2 separate regions of the Homo sapiens genome follow, and region 2 is linked to region 1. A link is a contact called in ENCODE Hi-C data. All regions are on one chromosome and are shown on one strand. Each heading gives the region's core, a stretch centred on a gene start or an enhancer-like site at or near the end of the contact. The rest is flanking DNA. Distances are from core to core; before and after follow the strand shown. Region 1 has its middle 440 kb from the start of LINC00924. Region 2 has its middle 120 kb from the start of LINC00924.

Evidence for each region. Hi-C counts contacts between places; a loop is a spot of excess contacts on that map. Pooled maps may share reads with other maps.
Region 2: a loop to region 1 is called in a map of PC-9, with 2.4 times the contacts of the local background. The contact joins two enhancer-like sites. A Hi-C loop is called at or near these places in 1 of 168 maps with a recorded cell type or tissue (PC-9) and 1 of 50 pooled maps.

The regions. Positions count from the first base shown.
Region 1 is chr15:95,873,597-95,876,878 of GRCh38, reverse strand. No RefSeq gene overlaps it. Among named protein-coding and RNA genes, the nearest start is that of LINC00924, 440 kb to the right of the region's middle. Within about 2 kb of position 1,543, at least 7 of the 41 ENCODE cell types and tissues checked have a DNase peak (open chromatin) inside an H3K27ac peak, as active enhancers do; they include PC-9, where a contact is called at or near this core.
Region 2 is chr15:95,555,272-95,559,012 of GRCh38, reverse strand. No RefSeq gene overlaps it. Among named protein-coding and RNA genes, the nearest start is that of LINC00924, 120 kb to the right of the region's middle. RefSeq lists an enhancer at 1,119-1,413. Within about 2 kb of position 1,317, at least 9 of the 41 ENCODE cell types and tissues checked have a DNase peak (open chromatin) inside an H3K27ac peak, as active enhancers do; they include PC-9, where a contact is called at or near this core.

The DNA.
Region 1 (3,282 bases), core at 294-2,793:
ATAAATTATTCTAGGGCTGATAATTTGCAGTGAACAAAGAGAAGCAGAGGGTGAAGATAAATACCTGAAGGATTCATTTACAAACTCAGTTAATAATGTTTTCTGTCCTAATTGCTCAGTTTGGCTATCTAAGTTGATCTATTTGCTGTGTAATTATATAATTGCTTAATTCTCCACTCCAGGTTGTTGAGAGGATTAAATGAAATAGTATATTTAAGGAATTAAGTAGTGCCGGTTCCACCTATTTATCTCTGGCCCATTCCCCCGCATTCTTAGTACAACCCACCAATGAATGGGTGGTCAGGTCTCTTGTGGGAAAAACTTGCATTACAGCATTTTCCAACCTTGCACCATTTTACTCCGTGCAAATTACACCATAATTAATTTGGCCAAAGGACAGTTACACAGATACAACTACAGGCCAGGATTACATCCTGAAAACCAAAGCTATAGAATGAACTCCCTGAGCATCCGTGAGTGAGAATGTCTAAAAGACTAGAACAAAGGGGGCTCACATTTTGTGGATGCATTATATGTGCTGTCTGATTTAGTCTTCACGAGAATTCTCTGAAGGTTAAATGAACAATTTTATAGAAGATGCTAAGATTCATTGAGGTTCAATAATGCTTCCCAAGTTGCGTAACTGTGAAGCGGTAGGAGTAAAACATTTGCCCACAGCCTTTATTCTTTCCAGTACACCGTGGGCCCTTCAGATGCAGTGCCATTCACCCAAGGGGCATAGCGTCTTATATTTCAACTTGAAAAAGATGCACATCATGGACAAAGATATATATTTGGCTAAATTTTATAGATTGGATAGCTTACTTTGGATTTAAATGATAGCAGCCAAAGATTCCATTGGTTTTTAAACTGGATTATTTTCTTTTCCTGTTTTGAAAAAATATAAACCAGTGAATTGAGAGCAATAGTTCTTATGGAAAGGTGTGTCAGCTTCAGATTACTCATTTGCTGTGCTTTATCCAGTGGGGTCCCACTTGTCCTCTTGGGGACACCCACGAAATCCTGTGTGACTGTAGTGACAGACAGTAGAAGACCTATAGAGAGGAGGGAAAAGGGAGTGAAAAAAAAAAAGGATTTGGTGTAGCTATTCCCCATATAAATATTAATGGAGAATTCTTTGGTCTTGAGCTGGAAAAATGGGTTTAATTTTTCTGTCATAATCCTCTTTGACTTGTGCCCTTGAGCAAGTCTCTCATCTCTCTTTATCTTGGTTTCATCAGCAGCAAAACAACACCAGCCAGGTCTACTAGGCTTCTTGTGAGATCAAATGGAAGGATCTATGTGAAAGGTCTTTGAAACATAAAAGCAAAGGGCACTGTGCAAACGTGAGGATTATTTGCAGTCAGTCTGTTCCATTTCTGTTGCCAGGCAAATCTTTGGATATTTGCCCCAACCACAACATCCTCATGACGGGCATGGTGCATGGTAGAAACCGGAAACAGGCCACTTTCACATTATTTTAAAATTTGTTATGAAATTTTGCCAAAACTTTATAAATACCAGCCAGGGCCATGGGGTGTTGTACCACATTCTTTCCACCTCATGAACCATTGTTTTTTGTTCTGAACTCGTAAGTTGAAATGCATTGAGTTGCAGTTGCTTAGCTGGGTCAGCTTGTGAAATGCCTGATATGTAATGCTTGATTCTAGCCAATTATCTTTAGTTCCTCTCTTTTATTAGTGTTAAATTTGAATTACAACGGGAAGGGTGGGAGTGGAGTGCGTACTATGCGCTAAACCTTTAAGGCAGTGAATTCATTTGTATTATTTTATTATGCCTCTTTATAGCCACCATTGGTTTCAGTCCTTTGTTGATTTTTAGAAGACTCCAAACTCATCTTTCCCTCTGTTTTGTTTTAAACCTGTTTCCTAAAAGCAAAAGATGAACTTTTCTGTTTCAAAGTGTGATAGAAAAAAAAAATAACAACTCACAACAATCTTAAACTTGTAGTTAACAAAATAAACTGCAGATAAAACCCCTGAAGGTCTTGGCAGCAAATGTTTCCCACTAAAATGGAACTCTGTGCACTCATAGTCTGAAACAAATTAGGAAGGAGGGGGAAAAATCAACAGCTCTGGGGTGAAACTGGGGTTGGTGCTGCCTCATCATTTTTAAACCAAAAATAAAACAAGCAAATTTTGTTTAACTGCAGGTCAAAATAAAAAAAAAATTAAAAAGTCCCTCATCTGTTCAGTGTAATTACTAACAGAGTGCAGTCTTACCAGCTGCAGGGTTCATGGATAAATGGAAAGAACCATAATTTTCTCTCCCTGGGGTTAAACCCCCAAACTTTAAGTCTGTTCCTCTACAGTATGCTTTTAATATACCATGAGAAGCCAAGTCAGAACATTTTTAGCGTATGTCTCTACTTTTTTTTAACCAGAATGAAATAATTATGTACACATAAGAGTTAAAGCTCTGCGGAAAAAAAAAAAATTCTTTCTCCAATGTCCTCAATTAGGACACTGTATCCCTTCCCTAATGATGACTGTATGGTCTCCAGGTTTTTGTCACCAAGAGATGGGCGGAATTGGCTGTACTTGAGATTTCTCAAATATTGCCAATTTCTTTTCAAATGTTCTTGTTTCATCACCACCAGAAAAAGTGTTTCCTTGTACATTTCACTTAATTTTAAGCCCGAGTGTATATTAAGAAAATTTGACCCATATGTTCCTGATTTATTTACACTTAACTCATTGAACTCTTCTTTTATTACTATTTTTAACATTTTTGGTGTCCAAAATACCCAGTGAATTTTTTTTTTTAAACCATCCTTAAGCCCTTATTTCATTTTATTTGCATAAAAATGTCTAATTTGAGCTGAAAGGAAATGGAATTTGAGCTTAAATTTCTCAATTTGGGTTTGAAATTGAATTCATCAGTTTCCTGTGGGGGTTTGCAACAGAAGCAGAAAAACTATGTTTTTTTCACCTCAAGGTAGGCTTTTCTTAATGGGTAATTTCACCTTGTTGATAGGATCTAATGGAGAAACATAGATTAACCACTGGGTGTAAGTATTCATTTCATAGCAATGTGAACGGTGGGCTGGAATTGTGGAATAGCTGAAGCTGTCAAAAACCCTTACAAGGATATCCAGGATCCAATTAACTTCCTCACTCTCTCTACATTTGACCCAGAAAGAAGGAGTATATATTCAGGAAGGGGACTAGCCTTCTAGAAGGTGGGTCAGAGGTGAGCCAAATATAAGTGACACTGAGAGACTCCGGAGAAATTCACAGAAGATTCACACCTGGGCATACT
Region 2 (3,741 bases), core at 68-2,567, 320 kb after region 1:
CCAAGTGTTTTATTATATTAGCAATTATCTTTTACATTCTAGTAAAATCCAGGCCTTTATTCATATTTTTCTCTGTGAAAGGTACAATCAATCAATTATGAAGGTGAAATTATGTTGATGCTGAGGCAGTATGGGGAACCCTAAATAGTTGGAGTACTCAAGTCACAGAAAATCATGAAAATGAAGCTCAAGTGATGGATTAGTGAAGACGATAAGTCCCTCAAATTTGAGTTGCAGCGATAAGGGAATTGAGGGGGAAAAAAAAGCTAAGTAGAAACTCACTTGAAAAATGCACTTAAGTCTTCATGATAAAATTTCAAACTTCTTTTATTACTATTCATTTTTATCTAAAAAATCATGTTAGCATTTAGTCCCAAATTTCCAAGCCTTGTGTTCGTCTTTCTCTGCGATGTTATCAGCTGGAAGGGAAAGCTGGCCGTGAAACTGTTATGTTAAGCACTTTTCCACAAGAACTTATTGCTTTAATAAGTAGGGAAAATGCTCTTAAAGAAAAAGAAATGTCATTCAAGATTCATTAGAGGGAAAAAAATAAAAAAGAAACCCATGTGATCCTCCATCGAATTCAGACTTCCTTACCATGGAATACTGAACATACATACCCTGAGGTCTTAACAAAGAGTAGGAGTAAACAGTTACTCATCACTAGAAAGAGAATTGTATATTCTCCGGGACAATGCACTAAGACAAGAGTACATAGACCAGTGTGTACACCAGGCAGTTATTGCCATGTCCCTGTAGACTGGGGATTCCAAGATAAACAATGCCTCACACAGGTAAGCACTCAATAAATATTTTTTGAAAGGATAGATGAACATTAGAAAGCAGTTTAATGCTCTTTAATAACTATAATCCCCCCTTGTAGATCAAACTCTCATCTTATATGAGCTTATGGCAGAAGCCACAATTACTTTTGCACCAACCTAATACATAGAATTAATTTATATCTATAAGAATTCACATATCAGCATAATCTACTGCCTTAGAACCTCATGCCTCTTTAGGAGTTGTTTTATTGCCATTGTCTTACGGTTTTTACCACTTTTGAAACCAATATGTATTAATAACAATAAAGTCACTTTATGACCTCAATGAAAAGATGTGGATTTTTTTTTTCTGACAAGGTGTTTTTTTCCTAATTAACCTTATTTTTAGAACTTGTTTTAAACACATGTGACTAGACATAATCAGCCTATGGTTAAAAATATAATACTATGATGAGTCATGTGGGTAGCAATGAAAGGGAAAAGAGATGACTCACTTTCCCAGCAGTGAGCATTCCTCTTGTCTTCCTGGTTTCTGGCCACCTCCCTCCACTGCCCCATAAAAACCCTGCCTTAGCTAAAGCTAGGCAATTTTTCTCACCTTCCCTCCGAACCTTGTGCTTAGACTACGAAGTTTGGACACTTTGGCATGAGGCTATTTTAAAGTCTGAATCCGATGTGGTAGGAAAAGCAGGTATAGAAACGGACCCCCTACATCCAGATTACATCTGCGAATGAAACCCAATAATGTTCTCAAGTTCAAAGCAATCGCCCACTCACCCGATGGTCTCTTTGGATGATTGAAAATGGCTTAAGCAAGTACATATGGGCTTAAAGAGCCACTCAAAATAACTGAAAAGCAGGTTGTCCACAGAGAAGCCATGTCACTTCGTTGACAAATAAGCGTGGGCTGAGCTGGCAAGGGGCTTCCCGGGGGCTCCTCACCCGCAGGGGGAGAGGAAACGTCGGGTGAGTGTGGGAATAATAAGTGAGCGCGGCGTCCTCTCTGGTTCTACTATTCTATAAATGTTATATTTGTTAGGCGAGCTCCCTCCCTGACCACCCCCCAAGCAGTTCATAGACAATAAAACACCAGGAATCCCTGAAGAGTGGTAAAATGCTGACATGATTTAAGAAGGAAGACTCTGATAAGAAGATAAAAACCTAATAAACAGAGTCTAGAGAACCTTGGTTCGTCTCAGCCGCTTGCCAGTGTAAGCAAAACCCTCCCAAGGAAAACAAAAGGAGCCTTAATGGTAAGGACATTCCACTCGCAGACCATCTGAAGGAGAAAGTTGAGGCCGTGACCTCTGCAGACTGCAGTTATGAGAGCTCGGACAAAAAAATATTTGATTTGGTTCAAGAAGCAAAATCAGTCACTGGATTTTTTAATATCTTTTTTCTTCAATAAAAAAATAATGTATTTTATGTGTGCTTGAGAGAGAGTTGTGTATACATGGTAAATATTTCTCCCACCCATGTAGTTTTTCTGTTTAGCTTGGTCTTAATTTCTTCTTGGATTTTAACCCCAGGAAAAGGTGGATTCACAGGCCCATTGATTTCCCTTTTTTAATTAACACAAGGCTCCCGAAAGCTCATCTGAAGTTTCACACATGAATCTGCAAATATGTAAAGACGTACATTCTCTCCAAGAACCAGAATGAGAATCTGCAAAGCTGTGAGTTTATTGTTGAAAATTTAGGGAATGCTAAAAGAATATATTAGCATCTTTGAAATCTAGAACAGAGAATTCCTTAGAAAATGCTTAAATGCACATAGGCTCCCAGGCTAGCTAAAAAAAAAAACCTACAAATGGTTGAAATTCTGAGCAATTCTGTTGCAACATCGATAGACATATGTAATAAGAGATATCTGTGAAGTTATTTGTGCTTTTGGTATTTAAAGAAAATTTGTAGAATTAGAGAAGAAGGAGGACAAAAGTTTTATAGAAATTTTCCAGAGCTCTTTTAGTACACTTACAAGAAGAGCTTCAATGGTTGTTGATGCTATTTTTCATTATGATTAGCTTAACTTAAAAAATGTATAGCTTGCCTTTTCCCAGATACAGATAAGGACTACATATGATAATCAAACGTAACTAGCTTTTCTAAAAATAAAATTTATTTATTTTCTCTAAGAGCAGAAAGAAAAGGGGGACAGAAGTATAAATGGGCAAGATCTGGAAGAAAATAGAGAAGAAATAATACCAGGTAGAGCAGAGGTCAGAACAAAATAGCCAAGGGTAGAAAGAACTGAGCAGTGTGGGACAACAGAAAGACAAAAGAACAGGCTGAGTTTCCTGGTCTTCTGCATCCTCTGGGCAGGTAGTCAGAGAAGAAGACTGGGTCTAAGAACGTGCCCTGATAATTACCCTAAAGCTCCTAGGGCTCAGAAGGAGGCACCATGGGAGGTACTGGGTACCTCATGGGTAGGGCAGAGGAGCAGGCAAGAGCATAACCTTGGGTTAGGTAGGAGGTGAGAGCATGGTTTGCAGCTACTGCTTATTCTATTTGCTTAGAATTCCAAATAGTGGAGTGTGTGTGTGCGTTTGTGTGTGTATAAAATTGCAGATAGTGGAACATATATATTTTTATATATACATAAATATTTTAGAAGGGGGGGCTTATTTAAATTTAGAATTTTAGAGTTCGAAGGGAATCTGCCAAGAGAAAACTAGGTGCCAATAGGCTCATGCAGTTACTGTCTTATATGGCTAGAGCTTTTGTTCTTTGAACTAAGCTCTTTTCATAAGAGCAAACGTATGTAAAGCAGGTATTTGTTTTCTTTAATGACCATGCACATTTTGAACTGAAGTAAAGATTCAACGACTATATAGTTAATTCGGTGGATGCAGTAAGAAATTGTTTCCTTTGGGCATTTGGAATATTTAGTCTATCCACATTGATCTTTTAACCAGAAGACCACTACTTTATTTGATGCCATATAGACACAGCTACAA